2 separate regions of the Homo sapiens genome follow, and region 1 is linked to region 2. The links are chromatin contacts, found by Hi-C or POLR2A ChIA-PET in ENCODE. All regions are on one chromosome and are shown on one strand. Each heading gives the region's core, a stretch centred on a gene start or an enhancer-like site at or near the end of the contact. The rest is flanking DNA. Distances are from core to core; before and after follow the strand shown. Region 1 holds the start of BLNK (B cell linker). Region 2 holds the start of ZNF518A (zinc finger protein 518A).

Region 1 (6,004 bases), core at 813-3,312, 140 kb before region 2:
TAAAATGTCCAGTCTGGAAACACAGTCTCTCATTTTCATCATGTTAGACTAAATACAGTAAAAAGAAGAAAGACCAGTGGCTGTAAAAAGAAAAAGCAGAAGTGTAACCTTTGCCTCTGGTCTTTTTCTCTGGGGAAATATGAAGTTGTCAGCCAGGTGTTGAGCAAAGTTGTTGGTGGAGAGAAAAGTCAAGTGACTTATGGGGTGCATTTTACAATAATTCAGAAAGAACGAGCTGACTATTATCATTTCATTCAGTGAAGCCTGAATTTCCTGATCTTTGATGACATTGTATGTGCCTTTACCATCCTAGTCTACTTGTTTCTTTCAGTTAGGAACTATGGGAGAGGAGGAGGCAGGGTCTAGAGCTCCTTCAGGATGCACTGCAAGAAAATTGAGCAGCCAGATTGGGGAAAATGAATGATGGCAGGAGACAAGCACTTGCATTTTTCTCATGCAACATTGTCTGCTCTCTTGCTGGCCTGGCCAAGTCAGTGTCCTGGCCAAGCAGAAGGGCCCCACCCTTCAACAGCTCTGAAGATTCTGCTCCTAAACATCTGGTCAAACCAGAAATTCATAGGCAGTGATGAATGTGAATAATCAAGGTTACCTGGAAAAAGACAGAACATCCATTTGTGCAAAGAAGAGGCACAGGAGGGAAGAAATCCATCCACGGTTTCCACCTCTACCACTGCCGCTGTTCCTTCTCCCCCTCCTCCTCTGTCTCCTCCTCCTCCGCTTCTTCTTCCTCCTCCTCCTCCGCTTCTTCCTCCTCCTCCTCCTCCTCTTCCTCCACCTCCTTCTCCTCTTCTGTCTTCTCCTCTTTCCCCACTGTCTTCAGCCAGATCTTGGGTCTGCAACAGGAGAGGTAACTGAGAGCTCTTTACTTTGTCCTGCTGTGTATTCTGACCCAGGAGAAGACTGGTTCCCTTGATAAATGTTGGAAACGTGTACTTTATTCCACAAGGGTGAGCAGGGCATTCTCAATGGCTGCAGAAAAGTGTGTCCAGGTACAAAAGGTCACTTCCCTCCCATTTTCTTCCTCCTTGACCCTGGACTGCGGGCTGCTCTTTAAACAACAGGTAAATCAGCATTTTTCAGATTAGGCAGAAGGAAATATAAAGTCTTCCAGGAGGGAAGTAGAGTTCTCTGAATAGGTTCAGCCCCTACAGGTATGGCTCCCTCCTCCCAGCCTCACCCCACCTGTCTGACCTTGAGATGGCCTCGTGTCTGGCGTGTCACTGGGTGTGATGAGCAAGTGGTGGACAGGACAGAAAGAGGCAAATGCAAGGAGGGGAATGGCATTCTGCTTTTAGGACTTCAGAATGGCCTGATGTAGGAATTGCATTGTTGTGAAACTGTTAGATTTGTTCTCATCTGACTTTTGGGTACATCCTGGTTTGTTTGAAAGCATCTGGCTATCGGCGAGGTAACTCCTGACTCTATCAGGCAATAAGGAGGCTGCACATCTGACGATAGAGTTCATCTCCCCTTTCCTGAGTCATCCATCCCTACCCCCAGATGAACAGAGAATTGCCCATCCCATTTTAAATAGAGCTCCAGAAAAAGAGATACTCTAATTCTCTGAGTAAACTGTTACCACCATGCCACTGACAACCTGATATTTATTTTTAAACGTATTGCCCGCATCGGGGGGTAGGAAAAAGCACAAAAATGCCATTTTTATATAATGGTTCTATAAGTAGAAAAAGCTTATCCATAACTTTATGCAAATAAGCAGAAAGTCTCCAAGAGAGGTTCAGATGGACTTGATTACTCTGCTTTTCCTTGAGCCCAGGAAGTTCCCAGTTATAGCATGCACCTGCTGGAAACAGACTATATGTGTTTGGGACAAACAGGAAGTAGTGACCAGCCAGAAACTTGTCCTAACCTGGTTACAAATCTGATTGTAAAAGAAAGCAGCTGGAAAGAAATTTGCCTGCCCAATAGGTTTCATTATTAAAGTTTACACAAAGTGGAGTAATCACCAAGCTGGCTGGCTATCCAGATCACATGATTATGTAGAAACATGAAACTTGACTATGTGCTCGGGCAAGTTTTACTTCTCCCTAGAGCAGGGGTGTTTGCCAGCAGCCTGCACTCTCAGAAATCAGACTTGAGTGGCCGGAACCCTTGAGACCAGAGGCTTACCATGCTGCTCCCTAGGAGGGCCAGGAACTGCTGACGTGACCACTGGACAGTTATTCGTGTCTCTTACAATTACCAAACAGAATGGACAAGCTTAATAAAATAACCGTCCCCGCCAGTCAGAAGTTGAGGTAAGATTTTCCCCACCCAATACCCTTCTTCATCTCCTTTTTTTCCCCCCAGTGCTCTTATGGCATCTCAGAAATACTGAAATCCTGGAATGCTTTGCTAGTTTCCAGTGGGTGGCACTTACTATAGGGAAGTGGACTGAGCTTTTAGGGAAAGCATTGGGTGGCACTTGCTATAGGGAAGTGAACTGAGTTCTTAAAGAAATGTGTAGGAACAAGAGAGACTTGCTTTAGCTGCCTCTTACAATAAAGTGTAAAGCTCTGGAAAGATAATAAAACAAATGCCAAGGGCTTAGATTCTACTGAAGGTCAACTTTTAGAATCTGAATGCAACCAACTTTTCTAAGGAAGGGTTTCTCTAAACTGAGTCCTCACCCATTTTATTGCAGGTTACTATTTAATTTTAAGGATAGCTGTAATCATTTGTTATTCATTGTTTTATTGTCTCATTTATTTTGTGGGTGTATATGACAAGTGTGTTTGGGGGGATTAGATCTGTCTTTCCAATGCCCTCATGTCAATGTAACAATATCCATAACAAGCCTCTCAAAAAGAATAAACCAGAAGCGGCCCCATGGGCGTGAGTCAAGGAGCTATGGAAAAGACAACTTCCCCAAATTTTGCTTTTGAAGGTCTTCTTTTTGTCTCATTGTAATGGCATCATGGCTTTCAGAGACTGGAACTTTTAAAGTTCTGGGAGTGCAGTTTTTTTTTCACATTTTTTAACAGTTTTTTTTTTTTATTATACTTTTAAGTTCTGGGGTACATGTGCAGAAGGTGCAGGTTTGTTACATAGGTATACACATCCCATGGTGGTTTGCTGCACCCATCGACCTGTCATCTACATTAGGTATTTCTCCTAATTCTCTCCCTCCCCTAGTCCCCCACCTTGACAGGCCCCGGTGTGTGATGTTCCCCTCTGTTCAGGGAGTGTTTTCTATTCTGACTACATATTAGAACTTAGCCAAATGTTCAGGGGGTGATGTGACACATGTAGCAGACAAGTAATCACAGATAACAATGAGCCAGAGAATTGAAGCTTTTGAGACAATATTTAAGAGAAAGTCTGGATTGGCAGAGGGACAACCCTTCACAGTAGAATACAGGTCTTATGCCTAGGAGGTGCTTGGTAAAAGGTAATGTGAAATGCATCAATGATCTGGGATCAGTAGGCAACATCAGCTGTGTTCAACCATTTCAAGAACATGCTGTTGAGTGCTGCTGTGTGATCAGCACTGACGGGACAAGAAGGCACCTCATTCTTGCCCTTGGTCTCAAATAGCTACACCCTCATGAGGGGCGGGGGTGATACAATGGAAGCTGTAAGCGACAGAAGGAATGTAAGAAGAGACTTAGAGTAGCAGGAGGAGGTTTCATAGAGAAGATACTTTTAAGAGGTAGGCTTTGAGAGGTGGGTAAAATTATAAAATACTGGAGAATTGGAGGAAACATGTTATGTGCTGGGAGGGAGGAAATACAGAGGCTGTCACTCAAAGCTTAACACAAGTACGGTCCATTTGTGGGATAGTGAGGAGAGTTTTCTGTCCAGCAGAAACTAAAGAGTAGGGAATGTGGGACCTGAAGGTCCTGGTATGATTGGACAAATAAGGTGGGTCCAGGTTGCAAAGGATGGTGAGTGCCCTGACCATAGGGAGTTGGAGAACAGGTTATGCTGTTAGCTGTTAGCAATGTCATGACAGTAGGCTTAAAGGAGCCTGGTAGGATGCGTTGGAGTGGGAGGGACACTGGAGGCAGGGATCTGGTGGGAGGGAGGAGCGCTTAAGTAACCCAAGCATCCAGGGTTGTAGGCCTGGACTTGGGACATGGCAGTGAGAAGGAAGAGGGAAAGAGAGGGCAGAAAGACATGGCAAAGAAACTAACTAGGCACCTTCCTCTGAATGAACAGGAGGATTCCAAATGTTTTTTTTTTTTTGTTTTCAGACATATTCCATAATGTAGAACTATACAGAAATGCATTCTCTTTCAGGGAATCCAGGTGGGAATTTAAGTAAAGGTGCTAGAACTTAAATCATTTTATGATTCCTCCCTTTGGGACAAAGTCCAGCTTGATCACAGAGTAGTTGATGGGCAATATACAACCATAGATTATGGGATAGAAAACCAAAATTATACCATGGATAATCATACACTACACTCATCTGCTTACATAAAAGTAACTTTTTTTCCACTTGATTACTCAGTTGTCTTTATAGAATCATCCTGTTGTGGTAAAATGTACTGTTGACGTGGAACTTTTCAAAGAAATGAAATTGTAAACTCAATGGGCTCGAAGCACCATCTTAACTCTTTTCCATAATTAGATAGATAGGATGGTGAGGAGTCAATAGATGAAATACTTGCCTCCTGTGATTTGTGTCCTCTGTCCTGACTGGTTGACATCAATTCTGAAGGTTGATTAACCATGTAATTATTTGGCACCAGATGACCATAAAAGTGGACAGTTATGTTTATACTCTTAGGCTTAGGTGAGAATTTGCTCAAATTCTTAGCCACAAAAATAGAAGGACAGTGAGTGTCCATCCAAAGGACTGAAAGGAATGACCTTGATCCAGGGAGTATATTCCCAGGACTGAAAAGAGAGTGGAGCAGAAGGAATTACTAGGAGGAGAGGGGAAGCAGAGTCATCCAAGGAAAGGAGGGCATGCAGGATTGGAAGGAGACAAGGAATTCTCAAAATGAAGAAGAAAGGGAATGTTCTGGATGAACCCAGTGGGGATGGGTCATCACCTTGAGAGTTTCTGCTGTATAAGAATAGAGATAGGTGAGATGGCTAAGTTGCTTGTGACCACAGAGAGGTGTGAGCACAGATTCTCATGTCTTTGCTCCCACCGAGGCCTGCTAAAGTAGGCTTCTCTGTCAGTAGGAGTCCATAGACACTTAGGGTCTTTTAGTTGATTCCTAGCCATGATTTTCCCTTAATTGTATAAGGTAAAGTTATGATCAGAAACCTGGCTAGAGCTGGGTTTCAATCGTTCCACAGTAAACATTCCTATGATCATAAAAATTTCACCTTTCTAGGGGAACATTTCAAAATTTACAATCCTGAATCACTTTGCAAATATCCCTTTTCAAATTAGTAAAACTAACTTGAAAATGAAATGTTTAGTTTTTAATAACCTCCCAATTGATTCATCATCTGTGCTTGTGTATTTTTCTTTGTAGCATAAACAAACACATACCTGCTCATTTTTACAACTAGAAAAGGTCTTTGACACAAGTGTGGTCAAATCGGGTCTCCCCAGTTATCTTATTGATTAAAGAGTATGGCATTTTTCCATTAGAAAAATCAAGATTTGTGTGATTTTAGGCAAGATTGCCTAATCTCCTTGGTTTCCTCACCTGTAAGATAAAGATAATAATAACAGTACCAATGTTGTAGGGCTATTGTAAGGTTTAAATAAATTTTTCTGTGAAGCAACTGGCACATAGTGATTATAGGACTTTCAAAATAGTAGCTATTAATATCATTACTGTTGTTATTCTAATTCTATAGTTGTGTAATTGATTTTCTGAAAATAAACAGGGACTTTCCATTGATCCCTGATAAGTTTCATGTTGGTTCCTTTTCTTCTTTCTGACTATTTTGACTATTTTGTCTATTGATTCTGACATCTGTGACACTTGGCTTTGCATGGACTGCAGATGTGACAAACATTCCTTCTCTGCGTTCATCTAAGTGACTAATAATGTTAAGCATGACAGAACCC
Region 2 (6,131 bases), core at 2,199-4,698:
CAATACTGTAAGGTGGTATAGTCTATGTCAGCTATTTCAGCAGTTACATAAATAATCTTATTCCTAATTTACGGTCATACTTATGTGTATACTTACTGCATTTAGAGGAATTTTATGATACTGTGGTATCCAAGAATCTTAGCATTTCAAAGATCCCAGGACCTATCCAACACAAAGAGTAGGAGACATCTGTGTTTTGAGGGTAGAAAAAACATGTTTTTTTACATGGGTACAATATTTTCCACTACATTTCCAAAGCTTTCCTTATAATACCATAGATTTGTTGGCATATTTTTCCTCCTTTTTTGTCTACACCCAGACATTCACATGACTGTCTTCAAGAAACCAATCATAACACTATAGTGATTCCCAAGTCCCTTTCCTGATTCATAATGAAGATGCTATTAGTCATAATATAAACACATATCAGATAATTTTTCTTTAGGTACATTGCTTTGCACTTACTAGACCAAAACCACAATCTTCTGGCCATTCATATAGCTTTGAAACATCTATCTACCACCTTTATCTCCACTGTTCATTACCCAGAAGACTTTAATGCCACTTTTCTATTCAGAAGGATGATAGTTAAAGTTATATTTGGATTTCTAATAAAATGTTAAGTAATAAACTATGAAACCAAAAATTACTTTTTTTGCTTAGATTAAAATGAAAACTCATGTTTAAGTATTTTATTTTAGCCAAAAAATAAAATAAAACTATAACTTATATAACTTATGAAAACTCATGTATATGTAAAACTACAGGTTGAGTGTCTCTTATTTGAAATGCTTGGGAACAGAAGGGTTTCATTCTTTTTTTCTTTTTCTTTTTTAGGATTTTAGAGTATTTGCATTATACCAGTTGAGCATCTCAAATCCAAAAATTCAAAATCCAAAATGTTCCAAAGAGCATTTCCTTTGACCATCATGTCAGCACTCAAAAAATTTTGCATTCTGGATTTTTGGATTTGGGATACTTAACCTATATTTTACTTTATTTAGTCCAATATTAAAACATACCAACTTACTACTTAATAGACTATATACTCCAGTATTTCAATCTTTACCATACCTCTTTCTTCAGGAACAAAAGGCACACAATTTAACACTTGCACAATGTCACAATCAGGAACAGTGATCAAAAGAAGAGATGATATCTGGAAATGAAGACCAAGATTTTAAAACTTTTGACGACAAAAACTGTTCAATTACACTTCACATTCAACTTAGGTGTATAAAGAAATGTAAAAAAAAAAAAAAAAAACTAAGAAAAAACTTCTATACACTTAAGCATACATCATTGATGACCAGTGATAACATGTCACAAATTTGCAAAAGTCACAACCTAAAGCTTAGAATCAATCTAACTCAGTATCTTCATTTATTACAAGAAAAAGAAAATGAGCCTTGCCCAAAGTCACAAAACTAGAAATAATATCTGGATCCGGTTCCAATTCAGTTATCCTACCACCACAATACTAACCCTTAATACTCATTTCTGGTATCTAATATGCCATGAAAACTGCTCACCATGAGAAGCCAATACCCCATATAGAACTGAAATACTCACAGCCTACACACCTGGGACCAGATAATAAATAAAAATTTCAAGACGGTGTTAAAACCTTTTTGTTCTGCTAATAGCACTTTGCCACAAAACCTTCAGTAGCATACCTGAAGGAATGTGGGCAAGATTCAAGTCTCCTATCATTTAAAGAAAAAAAAAAAAAGTAGTATTAAGTGCTCTAAAGTATGCAATGTCACAATGCCTCAATGAGAACAATTCTAAACAACTATAAACAGAAAAGTAAACAACAAAAATACACTTAAAGGGCATTTAAAGCATATCCTGAAGTCAAATTATAGATCTAGGCTAAAGTATAGTCCCTCTGTAATATTTCAAAATATAGAAACTTCTGGGATTACAGCATACTATTACCAGAGAGACTAGAACAGAATCCGAAGTGTGACCATGGCAAAAAATTGAAGCATTTAAAAGTTCATACATTATCAATGCACACAGTGGGTGTTCATTGTGGTTACTGTCTTTTGTCCTTCCATAAAACCAGATATAAAACGTTTTATTTGGTAATTATACTTATTTTCACGCAACAAACAGGAAACATTTGGTTGTGTAACATACCTACATTTTATTCTCCCCTTTTGTTGGCAATTTTCTGTATCTAGGGATGATCTAATTTACAGTTTCTATGGCAAAAATCAACATCGTTTACTATGCTTACCTTCCCCAGGAAATCCCAACACCCTCAAAGTGTTAACAGAACGCAATGTCTCTTTATAAATTTCAGAAAAGACAATTTTGCTGAAAGATAGTGAATGCATTTCTATAAATTTGCAGTTAAACTCAAAAAATGTTAGGAAATTTCACTGAATCAATTTAAATGTTTTAAATTAAACCTGAGGATATCAACCTTAGAGTACACTCAAATCAGACCCCTTGCTGCAGAAAAAGCAATTCAACAATTACCAGTAACTAGATCTAACATGCACACTTTCAAGTTAATAGAATTCCTATCCTGACAGTTTGGTGTCTTCATGTTTTATCACTGCGACAACTGTACAAATTCCAACATTCTTATGAATTCCTTGAACATTGACTTATTTTATTTTTCTAGGGTTTTTTAGACGTTTGACAACATACTCAACAATGTTTGCACTAAAACAGCTCACATACACTACTTGCTCTCAAATTTAAACCTAAAAAGAAAACTGAGTCTTAACTGTTGTATTCTGAACTTTAAAGCTACATCTGTTTGATCGGTCCACTTAAGAGTTAAAACATTTTTCCTTATATACATTTCGCTCTATGTACTTTTCAATTACCACAGCCACCTAGGAAGAGACTGTCTACTTGACAAAGAGGACACCATGTAACGAATAGAGTCAAAATGAACCCTACATGTGAGAAAGCCAGTTACAAAGAAATCCAACTGCCACTGGGTGTGGTTAGGGTCTGCGGGGAAGAGCACCTTTGGCCAACTCTGGAGAAGAGCGAGCGCGTCAGGGAGCAGGGCATCTCTGCAAGAAATGGCCCCCAATGACCATACGCTGGGCCAGCAATAGGGACGCCGTCGAGTCGGGCCTGCGAACCTATAGCTCGAGGGGTGCGGTCTGCGGGGCGCCCTTGCTGTCTCCACCAACCACGAAACCCGCCGAGTGAGTGCTTCGAGCGCCGCGCGCCCAGCTTCGCCCCAAACACCGCGCCCGATCCGCCCCTTCCTCCGGGGTTCGGCTGCCCCGCGGGGAGCGCGGAGGCACACCGTCTCCTACTCCCACCCAGCTCCTAGAATGTAGGAGAGTGTAGAGTTCAAAAAGCCCGGAAGTAAAACAACCCCAGGTTAAGAAAGTAAGGGTAAGCTCTAGCAGTCGGCAAAAGCGCTCGGCAAAAAAACCCCGACTTCTCCAGAAAAACTTTGCGGCAAGTTAAGCGGAAGCGCTGAATGGCCGGGACTATTTAACTCGCGCTTCCTCTCACAAGAGGCGGATCCCTGGACCTGTTTGGGGGACCCTGACGGTCCACAAACTCGCCGTTTGCCTGCTGGGTGGCCCTCTAGAAGTTCTGACATCCTAAAAGGTCTGGGCAGTCCCGCTGACGGGGAATACCTGTCGTAGTACCCATTGCCTGCGAGTCCCTGATGGCGGCCATTACACTTCCATCCGGGTATTGCCGAAAAGCTGATCGCAGCGCTACCGGGAGCGCACGCTGCGGCGGAGGGATCTGCGCTTTACCTGAGACAAGCGGAAGAGAACGGAGGCCGGCAGGGTCCGCGCTCGGTCTGACGAGACTAGGCCATGGAGCTGGGTTCGCCGCTGACCTCTCCATCTAGCGCGCGGCCCCGGCGCCCACCAGTCCAGTGACCCACTACTACCTCTTTGCTCACCAGCAGCTGCTGATCTTACTGCCGGTGAAATGGCAGACAAACGTCTACTCTGTGCTCTTCAGAGTAGACACCAGGAGCAGGAACTGTATGCACTTCCCAAGCCCTTGCTGACTGGGAATGGTCTCCACCCTGAGATTTTAACCAGTTCCGGTTTAGCAAATGGCGCCTCCCCACCTCTGGCTTCTGGCACGCAGGTTTTAGCAACCATTGTAGCCCACGTCAACGAAAGAAGCTGCCGCCAGTAGTTCTAGAAGACATACTGAACTCCAAACCTGTATATATTGAATAATTGATCAAAAACTATCTTCACAATGAGGGAGGCTCACATCTCCCTCAAACGAATACTTCCTCTACCTGACAACAGGGCTGGACAGTTAATATGGTTGGCTTTACCCCAAAGGCCAGTGTGGCTCCTCTTCTGTTCTTTATAAATCCAACCTACTAATTGATACCTCACTTTCTACATAATTCTACATAAATTATCTTCCTTTTAAAATGTGGGGAGGGAATAAGTGGCGGCAAACGTTTAAGCAACAACAAAAAACCTTGGCGCAGAAGGATATACCAATAAATTGAAAGTGAAACTATGATCAGATTTTTCATTTTTTAATGTTCCGTGTTTTCTTAAGTAGCATGTATGACATTTATAATTTTTAAAAATTTTTTAAAATATGTGTATGATACATATTTTTCATTGTCTTAGGGCAGGCTTTTGAAAATGTCAGCCTGTAGCCAAATGCAAGATTTTCTCCATCCTTTAATAAAAAGCACACTGAGAAATCCTCACTTTGTCTTTAGGAAGCCTTCTTTATTATTGTGTTTACTGGGCTACACAATTCCACCTAGAAAAGGCGAATGAGCGGAAATTCACATTAGTCATATTTATGCTTGTGTAAAACACACAAGGAGAAATCTTCTGTAAATACCAAAGGGGATGCCATTATGGAATGAAGAACATGTTTACAAAGTGGATTTTATTCCGCATCGTACATCACCCATCTCTCTTCAGGTCCTCATTTCTGTGCAAGCCAGACATGCACACACATCACAGCAGAAAGAGAGAGAACGAGATTTTTCTTTTAATAACAAAAAACGATGTTAGTTTGGAAAAATGGACAGAGTTTTTTGTTCTGTGTTTTGATGTAGTTTTTGTTTTTTCGATTAAGATATTGCATCCCCCCCCACAGTATTCACATTATAACTTTATTTTTACTTCTACATATACATTCACCTACAAAACCTTGCAAACCTGCATTTATGTTATAGAAGAATTGGAGAAAGTTAAAATAAATTAAAATATTAGTCAGACTTACCTTATCTCTTCCCCTTTCTCTTCCACCATTCATATCACCTCTTCCACCATTCATATCACCTTTTTTTTCTTGCTAACCTCTATGTTCAAAACCTGAAAGGTTTCTCTTGATCTCCTTTCAGGTTTTGAACATATTGGTTAGCAAGAAAAAAAAAAGTGGAAGTGGGGTGGTGAGGGAGGAGAGGAGAGAGGAGAGTGAATCAAGAAGGAAGGGAAGATGATTAAAAGGGAGAAAAAGATACAAAGGGGAGAAGGCTAAATCATAGCTTAGGAAAGGATTCTGGAATACTTTTTTACTTGAGAAGGATAGTTATGGGGATAGGACATCTAGATTAATGCTTTAAATAGTTGATCCCTCTGAAGACCTTACTACTGCTTACTAGCTGACAGCATTTAACCTCTGAGCTTCTCAGAGCTGTGCAACATATAACTAACACGTTATATATTGTTTGATAGACTGAAGAGAGTACTCAACGCCATTGCACCAAGAGTGTAATGGAAATGATAAAAGTGATGATGGTGGTGATAGTAATGAAGTTTCCATCTTGATTGCAAACCTCTTTCTGCTTTTCAATATACAACTGATGCCAGGTGCAGTGGCTTGTGCCTATAATCCCAGCGATTCAGGAGGCTGAGGTGGAAGGATTAAAAAAAATATGCGTACGATTCATGGACTCTGTGTCATAAAGCAGCTCACTTTAAGACAGTGAAATTTTCTCCTAAAAATAATATATAAATGGAAATTCATTTCTCTCTAAGGATTCTCACCTGTAAATCATACTTAAATCAAACTTATATTTGTTCTTACAACAATGTAAACATACTTTTAAGACACAGATAAGTTGGTACATCATAAGCACTATGATAATAAAAGATTAAATGATATTAATTTGGATAGTAAGAGTCTCTAAAAAT

Evidence for each region. A loop is a pair of places that touch in the nucleus more often than their neighbours do. ChIA-PET counts read pairs that join two places held with the same protein, here RNA polymerase II (POLR2A). Pooled maps may share reads with other maps.
Region 1: a loop to region 2 is called in a map with no recorded cell type, with 6 times the contacts of the local background. The contact joins the promoter of BLNK here to the promoter of ZNF518A in region 2. A Hi-C loop is called at or near these places in 1 of 168 maps with a recorded cell type or tissue (B cell), 7 of 37 single-sample maps with no recorded cell type and 6 of 50 pooled maps. POLR2A ChIA-PET finds 5 or more read pairs at or near these places in 11 of 52 experiments (Caco-2, H1, HepG2 and 7 more).

What each region holds. Positions count from the first base shown.
Region 1 is chr10:96,267,627-96,273,630 of GRCh38, reverse strand. BLNK (B cell linker) reads left to right here and starts at 2,062. Exons shown (of 17, transcript NM_013314.4): 1 at 2,062-2,279. The coding sequence starts at 2,233. RefSeq lists enhancers at 182-241, 372-421, 908-1,007, 3,117-3,166, 3,197-3,316 and 1 more.
Region 2 is chr10:96,127,614-96,133,744 of GRCh38, reverse strand. ZNF518A (zinc finger protein 518A) reads right to left here and starts at 3,448. Exons shown (of 6, transcript NM_001330736.2): 1 at 2,993-3,448; 2 at 1,075-1,159; 3 at 97-162. LOC124902486 (a long non-coding RNA gene) reads left to right here. Exons shown (of 2, transcript XR_007062254.1): 2 at 1-4,690. RefSeq lists enhancers at 2,684-3,587, 3,396-4,035, 3,588-4,492.